Linked DNA regions of Homo sapiens: region 1 is linked to region 2. The links are chromatin contacts, found by Hi-C or POLR2A ChIA-PET in ENCODE. All regions are on one chromosome and are shown on one strand. The core of a region is the stretch at or near the end of the contact, and the rest is flanking DNA. Distances in the headings are between cores, read along the strand shown. Region 1 overlaps CCDC61 (coiled-coil domain containing 61). Region 2 holds the start of GIPR (gastric inhibitory polypeptide receptor).

Region 1 (5,764 bases), core at 2,114-4,613, 350 kb before region 2:
TTTGCTTGGACTCCTTTAGGGACGGGCTGCTCACTACTCCTCCCAGGTCTGCCCTTGCACTGTTTAGAGAGTGTACAAGCTTTTCCTAGGCCTGAGTCCCAATCTGCCTCCGAGGCACAGACACACAGGTCCCAATTATACCCCCCAATTTCTCTTCCTCCACATTTCTCCCCACTCCACCCTCACCCTTTAGTCATAAGCTGAGGGGTCCCCAGGGCAAATATGTTTATTTACAAAATGCACACATCCTCCCTCCCAGCATGCACTGCCTGGGGAGAGGGCAGGGTCAGGGCCTCACACACCTGAGACCCCAGGGGCAGCAGGAGGGACGGGGCCAGGGCAGGGACTGGGCAGGGCTGGAGGCCACCCTGGCCCCACCCCCCACACCATACCCAGCAAGTGGGTGGGGGATGGAGGGGTAGTACCCCTTCTCCACGTTATGACCGCATGTCCAGTCGGTTCATGTACTCCTGCAAGGCCTTCAGGCGTGCGTCTATTTCGGCCATGTCAGCCGCCTGGTGCTCCGAGCTGTACTCTGTGAGAGCAGGTGTGGGTATGGGGGCTGTGAGGGGCCTGAAGCCCCAGGGAGTTCCTGGGCCCAATATACCACTGCCCGCACTACCATTCCAACGGGTCCTGGGGCTGGGAGAGGGGATGTGGAGTCCCAGGCTCACCTTTGATGGGGACCCAGCCCCCGGAGTTGGCCAGAGATTTCTGATGGTGGCTGCGTTCCACGGGGGGAGACTTCTGGTGATGGGGAAGGTAGGAAAGGGGGTCACCCACCGTCCCTCTATTTCTGTCCCCCTAAATCCCACTGGAAATCCTGAGCCTAAGGACCTTGGGGAAAAATAAGGCCTGACACCTACTGGCCATTCATTATCTGCAAAATAACCTCCTAATGTCCTCACAGAGCCCTCACCTCACATGTGAGGTGATGCCATTACCAACCCTGGTTAACTGATAAACAAAAACTAAGGTACAGAGAGGCTAAAGAACTGCCTTGAACCATACAGCTGGGAAGAGGAGGAGACAGGTTTCAAGACCTGACAGTCAGAAGCCAAAGCCCTAAAGAGCATCACGTGCCCCTCATTATTCCTTCTCCAATCTAATGCTCTCAAAACGTGCTGTTCCCAGGCCAGGTGCGCTGGCCCAGCCTGTAACTCCAGCGCTGTAGGAGGCTGAGGATGGCTTGAGGCCAGGAGTTCCAGACCAGCCTGGGCAACATAAAGAGACAATACCACCCCCTTATCCTGTCTCAACCCCACCCTGCCCCCCCAAAAAAGCCTAGTCCCAGCTACTCCATAGGCCGAGGTGGGAGGGTCTCTTGAGTCCAGGAGTTGAAAGCTGCCGTGAGCTACAATTGCCCCACTGCACCCCAGCCTGAAAGAGCGAGACGCACTCTTAAAAAAGCCCTATTGCCAAAGGCATTCAGAGTCGCCTCTGCACCTGATCCCCAGGAAGGAATCACAGGAAATGGGGGCAGCTGTGTTCCAGTGGTTTATGTTGCCCCTTCTACTCACCATATTGGACCCACTCCAGGGCGTTGGGCTGGGAGGCTTCCCACGGCGGCGGTGACCCCTGAGAAAAAGGAGTAACCAAGGACCAGTGGTGGGGAGGCTCTGGTACTTCCCACCTCCCCGACCTTTGTGGTTTCAAGGCCCCCAGGCTCCATCACCCAATTTCCCTGCAAAAGACTGTTTCTAGTCTCCCCAGAAACCCTTTGGAGGCGATCCTTTTCCCAAGTTCAAGTTTTACCCTCTGGAGAGCGACTCAGAGAAATCCTCCAAATCGCTGCAGGAGCTGGCAGACGAGCAGCGGCTGCGGAAACTGTCCACTAGAGGGAGACGGAGGGCGTGACCGCTGGCCCTCGCTGGCCCCGCCCAGTGCTTCCCAGGCCCTCCCAGCCCGCCCGCCCTGCCCAGTGCCTCCCAGCCCGCCCAGCCCCGCCCAGTCCCGCCTAGCCCGGCAGCCCCCAGCTCCAGGCCAGTTACCTGAGGAGCTGCGGTTTCGGGAGCGGTTAGGGGCGTCCCCTCGGCCAGTCAAGGCAGCAGGGGGCTGGGTCTGGCGAGACCAGGAGACGGACGGACCGTCCCCGCTTCCCCCACTGCCTAAGCGGTTCCGCTGCTGCTGCCTGGGAAAAAAGAAAGGAGACGCCGGTCTGTACGCCCAACTCCTGCAGGCAAGGGGGTCACTGCGCCCCTAAAGGTCACAGCCACGCCAGCGAAAGCCTGAGGTGACAGGCCTACGAGCGGAAAGCACGCAGAAACACAGACGAGGAGGTAGGACGGACGGAAGGGAGAGCAGGCGGGGTATCCGGCGAGAAGCGAGCAGGTGGCAGGGGATGGAGACTGATGGTGGCGTGGAGAGATGAGAGCCCGGGAGCGGGCACGGGCCAGGGACAGGGGCAGGTGAGGGAGGAAGGGGCACTGACTTCATCTGGATCTCTCTCTGCTTCCTTTCCTTGGCTTTCACAAAGGCCGTGGGGTCGAAGCGGAGCGCGCGACCACCTAGGACGGCGTGGGAGAGGAGGCGGCTAGGTCCGGAGACGGGCCTTGGCAGCGCCAGTGCGTCCCCTCCCTACCGCAGGGCAGGGGCACAGACCTGTGGGCGAGGGCGAGGGGCGCGCAGGGCGGCCCCGACCCCGGCTCCCGCGGCCGCTCTCCCGGGATGAGGAGCGCGCGGCGCCGCGGCCTCGCGACGCGGAGCGCTCCCGGGACGATGAGGCCCGGTCCTCCCGCGTCGGGGGCGGCTGCACCGGCGGAGTCCGCCTCCTGAGACCACAGAGGCAGCTGTCAGCTTCCCGCCCGCCCCGACAAACTCAATCGCGAGACTCCTCCCCGACCGCACCTTCTCCGAACCCTCAGGCCTACCCCATCAACTCCTAGACGTGCACTCCTGGGCCCATGACCCTCTCGATATCTTCCCCCCCAGACCTCACCCAATTGGACCCCTAAAACACCCCTCTGTCATTCCCCTACATCCTTTCAACACACCGCCTTCAACAGACCCTTCTTTCCGGAGTCTTCCACAACTCCCCGGAAACTCTTTCCAATTTTCCACCACCCACCCCATAAATGCCAGCGGACCTCACCCTGATCCCACCTGCTGCGCCGCACCCTTTCGCACCAGGAGACCCTAGGGCACGATCCCTTTCCCAGTCCCTCCTGAACGCCGCCCCAAGCCTGCGCATCTCCGCACAGCCCGGGTCCACCTCCTAACCACTGCACCCAAATCCTGTCTGGACTCCAGACGGGGTCCGCTAAGCCCCGCCTCCCCTTCAGCCCCGCCCCCTCCACCCTACCTGGCCCCGCCCCGCCCCCTTAGGCTCCGCCTCATCAGCCTCCACACCCTCAGGGCCCGCCCATCCGCCCAGGCGCCTGGCAGGCCTCGCTCTCACCCCCTCTTGTACAATGCCAGCTCGCTGGTCAGCGTCTTCAGCCGGGCGCGCAGGCTCCGCTCCGATGCCTTCGCCTCCTCGAGCTGCCGGGAGGGGAGAGGGGCGCGGAGGTCCAGGCTGAGGCCGAGGTCCGCGCCTCGCTGGCCGCCCCGGGCCCCCGCTGCTCACCTCCTTGGCCAGACGGCGGCAGTCCTGGCCGCGACGGCCGGCCACCCTGTGCCCGAGGCCGCGCTCCTGCCGCAGCTCCAGCTCCAGCCCGCGCACCAGCCCGCGCAGCGCCTCGGCCTCCTGGCGTGCCGCGCGCCCGGCCAGCGCCTCCTCGCGCGATCGGCCCAGCTGCGCCTCCAGCTCCCGCTTCTCGGACGCCAGGCGCGACACCCTGGGGAAGACGCGGAGAGAGCGCTGGAGAGAGAGGCATGGCCCCATTCCCACTACTCCATGGGGGTGGGACGCCTCATCATTTCACCTCCCCGGAAGGGGGTACACGGCTCATCAGTCTCAACTGACCCCATGGGGAGGGGCAGGGTCCTATCATATCCCCTGCGACGTGTGAGGAGGGATGTGGTCACATCACCCCCATGCACCTCACGAAGAGGACATGACCCCACCACGCACAGGACACACACACACACTCCTCCCCCTGGTGCGGGTGAAGGAGTGGGAACACAGCCATGTGAGTTCCAATTCTAAACGATTTCATCAATCTGTACACACCCTGAAAGCCTAGCACTGCCTCCCTCCTCCTCCCACCTCGCCAGGCCAGTCTCCCAGTCACGAAATCCTCTACAATACAAATTTGATCAGGTAACTACCATGCTCAAAACCCTTCCTTGAGAAAATGTATACACAAGGCTATTCATTGCAGCACAATCTGTAATAGCAAAAGAGTGGAAATAACCAAAATGTATGTTAAAAGAGAACTAATTGAATTTCTAATACATCTACTCAATTGAGTCCCACAAAACTATAAAGAGGAAAGTAGAGTATCTCTGTGTCCTGTCACCGAGTGACTGCTGTGACACAGTGCGGTGCAGACAGTATGTTCAGAATGTCCCTTTTCATAAAAGAAATGAGAATTATAAATTATATGTTTATATTTTCAAAATTACAGAATAAACCAAAATCTATGGGGGAAAAAAGGATTATTTATGGGGAAGGGGAAAATGAACAGAAATTGGACTTCTCTGGCTGGACAAAGTGGCTCATGCCTGTAATCTCAGCACTTTGGGAGGCCGAGGCAGGTGGATCACATCTCAAAAAAATAAGAAAACCAGAAGTAAAAATAATTTTTTAAAAAATGTAAGAAATTGGACCTCTCTGAATGTACCCTCTTTTTCAGTTTTGGAACTATAAAAATATTTTATACAAATTAATTAATTAAATTTTAACAAATGCCATCACAAAAATTTTAAAAGAAACTGGCCCAAACAGACCTAACTCTATATCAAAGTTGGTGGCACATTGGAGAATTATAGGAGGTGACTAAAACACATCGTTTGAGCAAGCGGGATATAGCCTAAGGCCAAAAAGAACTGCAAAGAAATCTTTTTTTTTTTTTTTCTGAGACGGAGTCTTGCTCTGTCACCCAGGCTGGAGTGCAGTGGCACGATCTTGGCTCACTGCAACCTCTGCCTCCCGGGTTGAAGCGATTCTCCTGCCTCAGCCCCCAAGTAGCTAGGATTACAGGCGCCCACCACCAACCCTGGCTAATTTTTGTATGTTTAGTAGAGACGGGGTTTCACCATGTTGGCCAAGATGGTCTCAAACTCCTGACCTCATGATCTGCCCGCCTCAGCCTCCCAATGTGCTGGGATTACAGGCGTGAGCCACCGCACCCGGCCCTGGAAATGTTAAACTTCATTCAAAATTCAATTATTAGTAATTACACTGGTATTGTTTAAGATAAAGCAAATAAATATGTTATTATCCCTAGAAACTAAGATTTTCATCACAAGAAAAGACATATAAGTAGGTCAAGTGTGGTGGCTCACACTTGTAATCCCAGCACTTTGGGAGGCCAAGGCGGACAGATACCTTGAGCCCAAGAGTTTGAGACATGCCTGGGCAACAAGGTAAATCCCCATCTCTACAAAAATTAGCTTGCAGCCAGGTACAGTGGCTCATGCCTGTCATCCCAGCACTTTGGGAGGCCAAGGCAGGCAGATCACCTGAGGTCATGAGTTCAAGACCAGCCTGGCCAATATGGTGAAACCCCCTCTCTACTAAAAATTCAAAAAAAAAATTAGCCAGGTCTGGTGGGGGGCACCTGTAATCCCAGCTACTCAGGAGGCTGAGGCAGGAGAATCGCTTGAGCCCAGGAGGCAGAAGGCAGAGATTGCAGTGAGCTGACATTGCACCACTGCACTC
Region 2 (6,467 bases), core at 1-2,500:
GGTCCCAGGGCAAGGTCAGCACCTCTGCCCTCCTACTCCAACCCCAGCGTCACCCCGCCTCAGGGATTCACACACAGGGGCAGACGGCTGGGGAGCCGTATACACGCGGGACTCCGAGGCAGCGCACCCGCTCCCGCAACTCCCAGGCGTGATGATCTGGGGGGAGGGAGAGGCACGCGGAGTGGGTGGAACTCCGGTGGTGGGCGGGGCCCCTTAAGTGATTCCCCGGCCTCCCCTGACTGTTGTTGGGGCAGCAAAGGTGGAAGGGGGGGGTGTTTGCTGAGCGGGCGGTTGCCCTAGAGCTACGCTGGGCGGAAGTGTCAGTGTCACCGAAGTCTGGACCTACAGACTCCTGGGAACCCGGGGACCGCCTTGGAGAGGAGGGGGTAGAAACCGTCAGCCTAGACCCCTTTTCTATGGGGAACTGAAAAACTTGAAGGTTTTCAGTACCCCCTAGTGGGGTACTTGAAACGCCCATCTGAGTTCCCACAGCCTGGTGGAGAACTTGAAACGCCCATCCGAGCTCCCACTCTCCAAGCCCAAAGGGTTTTCTAGCACACATAGGAACCTGACCTTACAAAACTTTCCCCGCTGGGGGTAGATAAAGCCCAGAGTAAGTGGAACAACCCTTTCCCAGCATCCAAATACTTAGGGACTAGAGAAGCGACAGATCCGGGGTTAGATGTGCAGATGCCTGGAAATCGGTCTAACGCCCGACACCCACTCACCCGCGCCCCCGCGGCTCCACGTAGAGAAAGACGGAAGCAGAGAGGATCTCAGGTCGAGCCTCAGAAGGACAGACAACGGCGTCACAGACACAAGAGACAGAAATGTAAAGACTGAGAGGCGCAGAGACGGAGGGACAGAATGAGACCCCCAGCCAGAGACCAGAGAAAAACAAACAGAGAAAGAGACGCAGATGTGGGCTAGGAGACAAAGAAGAGGCAGAGACGTGGAGGGAGACAGAGCAGGGGAAAGAGAAGTTATCTAGCAGCTAACCAGAGATGGAAACACGCAGACAGAGACATCAAGAGACAGAGATGAGCAGAGATGGTGGTGGGCACAGAGACAGAGAGACAAAGGCAGGGCAGAGAAGCAGAGAGGGAGAGTGCCAGAGACTTGAGAGGTCAAGGGGGGGCAGGGAGAATGGGCTGGGATTGGGGAGCCCTCACCTGTCCCCAGTCCTGCTCCTGGTCACTTGCTCCTGCAGCCCCTGCCACCGCTGCCTCCAACTGCCTTGTCTCGGCTCTGGGAGAGGTGACAGGCGCTGGCAGCCCGGGGTGATGGGAGGGGGCGGGGCCAAGGCGGGACAGGGAACGGAAGCGGGGAGCTCTGGGGCAGAGAGCCGAGCAGGGGGCAGTCATCAAGGTCATGAGGGAGGGCAGTTACTGAATTGTCCTTATCGTCCTGAGGACCCCTGCACCAAGTGTGTACAATCTCTCATGCTGTCCCACCCACAGGTACCCGCCCCCACCGCCACTCATTCCCAGAGCCTCAGTCACTCAATCAAACATGCAGTGTCACACACAATCCCATAGGCTGAGCCATGGAAAGGCACAGTCACAGAACCTCACAAGCTGTTACTCACACAGTCACACATTCAGTCACACCCATACAGTCCCATGGTCACACCCAGACAGCCACAGTCTCTCACTCACAGGTGGACAGTCATCCACTGTGACACACAGTCATGTACCCAGGGCTATGGACTCCTGCACACACACAGTAACGCTCACAGTGTCTCACAGTTCCAACAACACTGTCAATCACCCACACATTCACGCAATCACCGGGTTTCATCACAAACACTGTTGCCCTGCTAGCCTGTGTGGCCCAGGAGGGTAGAGCCAGGACATCTGGGTCACCACTGGGTCCCCAAAATCGTTAAGAGCAGGGGTTCAAGGAAGGATTGTCATGAAATAAATATACGCAGTATGCAGTTGTGTGGTTACTCGCAGACATAGAATTTTTTTTTTTTGAGACAGAGTCTTCCTCTGTTGCTGAGGCTGGAGTACAGAAGCATGATCTCAGCTCACTGCAACCTCCGCCTCCTGGGTTCAAGCAATTCTCCCACCGCAGCCTCCCAAGTAGCTGGGATTCCAGGCACACACCACCACAACCGACTAATTTTTGTATTTTTAGTAGAGACGGTGTTTCACCATGTTGCCCAGGCTGGTCTCAAACTCCTGACCTCAGGTGTTCCACATGTCTTGGCCTTCCAAAGTGGTGGGATTACAGGCGACAGCCACCACACCCGGCCCATACAATCCTTTTTACATTTTATTTATTTATTTATTTATGAGAGTGGAGTGCACTGGAACAATTATAGCTCACTGCAGCCTCCACTTCCTGGGCTCAAGGGATCCTCTTAACTCAGCCTCTTGACTAGCTGGGACTATGGGCATGAGCCACCATGCCCCACCATTTTATTAAAAAATAATTTCAACTTTTTTTTTTTTGAGACAGGGTCTCACTCTGTCACCCAGGATGGAGTGCAGTGGCGCCATCTTGGCTCACTTCAACCTCCGCCTCCAGGGTTCAGGAGATTCTCCTGCCTCAGCCTCCCGAGTAGCTGGGACTACAGGTGTGTGCCACCACACCCAGCTAAAATTTTTGTATTTTTAGTAGAGATGGGGTTTCACCATGTTGGCCATGCTGGTCTCCAACTCTTGGCCTCAAGCAATCCTCCTGCCTCGGCCTCCCAAAGTGCTGGGACTACAGGGATGTGCCATCACACCCAGCCTCAACTTTTATTTATTTATTTATTCATTTATTTTAATTCATTTTATTTATTATTTTTTCTAGACAGGGTCTCACTCTGTCACCCAGGCTGGAGTGCAGTGGCGCCAACTTGGCAACCTCTGCCTCTTGGGTTCAGGCGATTCTCATGCCTCAACCACCAGAGTAGCTGGGACTACAGGTGTATGCCACCACGCCTGGCTGATTTTTATATTTTTAGTAGAGATGAGGTTTCACCATGTTGGCCATATTGTTCTCCAACTCCTGGCCTCAAGTGATCCTCCCGCCTTGGCCTCCCAAAGTGCTGGGATTACAGGTATGAACCACCGCGCCTGGCCTTAACTTTTATTTTAGATTCAGGGGGCACATGTGCAGGTTTGTCACGGGGGTGTATTGCACGATGCGGAGGTTGGGGGTATAAATGATCCCATCATCCAGGTAGTGAGCATGGCACCCAACGGGTAGTTTTTTAACCCTTGTCTCCTTCCCTGCCCCCTCTAGGAGTCCCCAGTGTCTGTTGTTCGCATGTTGGTGTCCATGTGTACCCAGTGCTCAGCTCCCACTTATAAGTAAGAGCATCTGGTGTTTGGATTTCTGTTCCTTTGTTAATTCACTTAGGATACTGGCCTCCAGCTGCATCTGTGTTGCTGCAAAGGACTTTCCTTTCCTTTTCCTCTCCCCTCTCCCCTCTCCCCTCCCCCCTCCCTTCCTCCCTTTCTCCCTTTCTCTCTTTCTTTCTTGGGATGGAGTCTCACTCTGTCGCCCAGGCTGGAGTGCAGTGGCACGATCTCAGCTCACTGGAACCTCTGCTTCCCAGGTTCAAGCAGTTCTCCTGTCTTAGCCTCCCAAGTAGCTGGGATTACAGGCGCCCGCAACCATGCCCGGCTAATAATTTTTTTTTTTTTTTTGGCCGAGTCTCCCTCTGTAGCCCAGGCTGGAGTACAGTGGCGTGATCTTGGCTCACTGCAATCTCCACCTCCCGGGTCCTGGTTCAAGCAATTATCCTGCCTCAGCCTCCCGGGTAGCTGGGATTACAGGCACGCGCCACCATGCCCAGCTAATTTTTGTATTTTTAGTAGAGACAAGTTTTCACCATGTTGGCCAGGCTGGTCTTGAACTCCTGACCTCGTGATCCTCCCGCCTCAGTCTCCCAAAGTGCTGGGATTACAGGCGTGAGCCACTGTGGCTGGCTTTTTTTTTTTTTTTTTTTTTTAGAAGAGATGGGGTTTCACTATGTTGGCCAGGCTGGTCTCAAATTCCTGACTTCAGGTGATCTGCCTGCCTCAGCCTCCCAAAGTGCTGGAATCACAGGCATGAGCCACTGTGCCCGACTCTTTTTTTTTTTTGAGACAGAGTCTTGCTGTGTCACTCAGGCTGGAGTGCAGTGGCGTGATCTCAGCTCACTGCAAGCCTCGCCTCCCAGGTTCACGCCATTCTCCTGCTTCAGCCTCCCGAGTAGCTGGGAGTACAGGTGCCCGCCACCATGCCCGGCTAATTTTTTGTATTTTTAGTAGAGACGGGGTTTCACCGTGTTAGCCAGGATGGTCTCGATCTCCTGATCTCGTGATCCACCCGTCTCGGCCTCCCAAAGTGCTGGGATTACAGGCATGAGCCACCGCGCCTGGCCTTTTTTTTTTTTAATGTCTTATTATACAGTCTTTTTATGACACAAGCTGAAAGTCACACACAATGTCATGCAACCACACCCATTAACACCGTCACACACTCACACACTTCACAGTCACCCACAGAGTCCTCAGTCACATTCCAACAACACACATTCCCCAACTGTCATGAGGCAAACACTCTCACACCGTCACCCTCACCCCCACGGTCACACTGAGTGACATGGTCATACAGACTCACAACTCTCCCTTAGTCTCACCCATATTCACAAGTCACATACAGTCATATACATGTCACGCACACAACCTCACTGTCCCATAGCTGTGCACGTCACAGTGACTTGTCACACCCTGCAATCCCACCTCCCACAGTCACGCACAGTCACACAGGTGCACACAGGGTCACACACACCATCGTGTCACAATTGCACACTAACCCATAGCCTCACATGGTCTCATCATGACAGTCGCCAGTGAATCACACACATTCTCTGCTGTCTCTACTTCCAGTCTGTTCCTTTGCCCTAAATATGGGGAACATCTGTACGTGACTGGGGGTGGGGGACAGGCTCAGAGCCCAGTCCCAGCTCCCAGCTCTCATCTCCTGTTAATACAAACTCCAATTCCTGCACATTAATCATACAATGGACATTTGTGAGCATGCACTCCCCTGGGACTCTAAGTGGGACAGAGGCGAGTCTGCCCATTTTGTAGAGGAGAAATTAAGGCCCAGAGGCCCCAGGAGGGACAGGGAGTAAGGGGTGGCATGAGGTCTGCACCAGAGGCTGGAAGGAGACAAGTCTCGGGGGAGGCGAGGGTTCTCGCTTCCTGGACTTAGGCTGCCTCCCCGCTCTCTGCCCCACATTCCTGGTGCCCTCCGGGTCCTGGGAAAGGCTCCTGTCCTGGAGTGGAGAGGGAAGGGGGTCTGAGATTGCCCAGCACCTTGGGAGAAGTTTAGGTTGGAAGGGAGTCTCTCCTTGGCCCCAATGAGGGCCTGAGGTCACTCCACAGAGGAAGGCAGTGAGGGGTGGGGAGGCTGTAGAGGGGGAAGGGAGAGGCTGGCAGGGAGGGGGAAGCAGTGGAGAGGAAATGAGCTGGTGGTGTGAAACAGGAAAAGGAGCTAAGAGCCTAGTGTGGTGGCTTACACCTGTAATCCCAGCACTTTGGGAGGCCAACATGGGAGGATCACTTAAGCCCAGGAGTTGGAGACCAGCCTGGGCAACATAGCCAGATCCCGTCTCTAAAAAAAAAATATTTTTTTTTTTCAGTTTTCCAATTAAAAAAAAAAATTTACCTTAAGTTCTGGGATACATGTGCTGAACGTACAGGTTTGTTACATAGGTATGCATATGCCATGGTGGTTTGCTGCATCTATCAACACGTCATCTAGAATTAAAAACAAAATTTTTGTTTTTTTTGAGACAGAGTTTCACTCTGTCGCCCAGGCTAGGGCAGAGATTGCAGTGAGCCAGGTTCAAGTGATTCTCCTGCCTCAGCCTCCCGAGAGGCTGGGATTACAGGCACCTGCCACCATGCCTGGCTATTTTTTTTTTTTTGTACTTTTAGCAGAGTTGGGTTTTCACCAAATTGGTCAGGCTGGTCTTGAACTCCTGACTTCAGGTGATTGGCCTGCCTCAGCCTCCCACAGTGCTGGGATTATAGGCATGAGCCACTGCGCCTGGCCAATTTTTTTTTTTTTTTGAGATGGAGTTTTGCTCTTGTTGCCCAAGCTGGAGTGCAATGGCACGATCTCGGCTCACGGCAACATCTGCCTCCTGGGTTCAAGTGATTCTCCTGCCTCCGCCTCCCAAGTAGCTGGGATTACAGGTGCGCACCACCATGCCCAGCTAAGTTTTTGTATTCTTAGTAGAAATGGGGTTTCACCATGTTAGCCATGGCTGGTTTCGAACTCCTGACTGCAGGTGATCTGCCCATCTCGGCTTTCCAAAGTGCTGGGATTACAGGCGTGAGCCACCGCGCCCGGCCTCTCAACATTTTTTTTTTTAATTAGCCAGGCATGGTGGTGGTGCGCCTGTGGTCCCAGCTACTTGGATGGCTGAGGCAGGAGGATTTGCTTGAGCTCAGGAAATTGAGGCTGCAGTG

Evidence for each region. Hi-C counts contacts between places; a loop is a spot of excess contacts on that map. ChIA-PET counts read pairs that join two places held with the same protein, here RNA polymerase II (POLR2A). Pooled maps may share reads with other maps.
Region 1: a loop to region 2 is called in a pooled map, with 4 times the contacts of the local background. The contact joins the enhancer-like site here to the promoter of GIPR in region 2. A Hi-C loop is called at or near these places in 1 of 50 pooled maps. POLR2A ChIA-PET finds 5 or more read pairs at or near these places in 2 of 52 experiments (WTC11 and activated CD4-positive, alpha-beta T cell).

What each region holds. Positions count from the first base shown.
Region 1 is chr19:46,013,061-46,018,824 of GRCh38, reverse strand. It overlaps CCDC61 (coiled-coil domain containing 61), which reads right to left. Exons shown (of 14, transcript NM_001267723.2): 6 at 3,566-3,776; 7 at 3,398-3,480; 8 at 2,602-2,771; 9 at 2,432-2,507; 10 at 1,992-2,131; 11 at 1,756-1,834; 12 at 1,521-1,578; 13 at 675-747; 14 at 209-535. The coding sequence ends at 438. Among named protein-coding and RNA genes, the nearest start is that of MIR769, 3.0 kb to the left of the region's middle. RefSeq lists silencers at 1,903-1,962, 2,693-2,772, 3,240-3,534. Within about 2 kb of position 3,363, at least 2 of the 41 ENCODE cell types and tissues checked have a DNase peak (open chromatin) inside an H3K27ac peak, as active enhancers do.
Region 2 is chr19:45,663,004-45,669,470 of GRCh38, reverse strand. It overlaps GIPR (gastric inhibitory polypeptide receptor), which reads right to left and starts at 1,250. Exons shown (of 14, transcript NM_000164.4): 1 at 1,173-1,250. RefSeq lists an enhancer at 546-825 and a silencer at 1,206-1,365.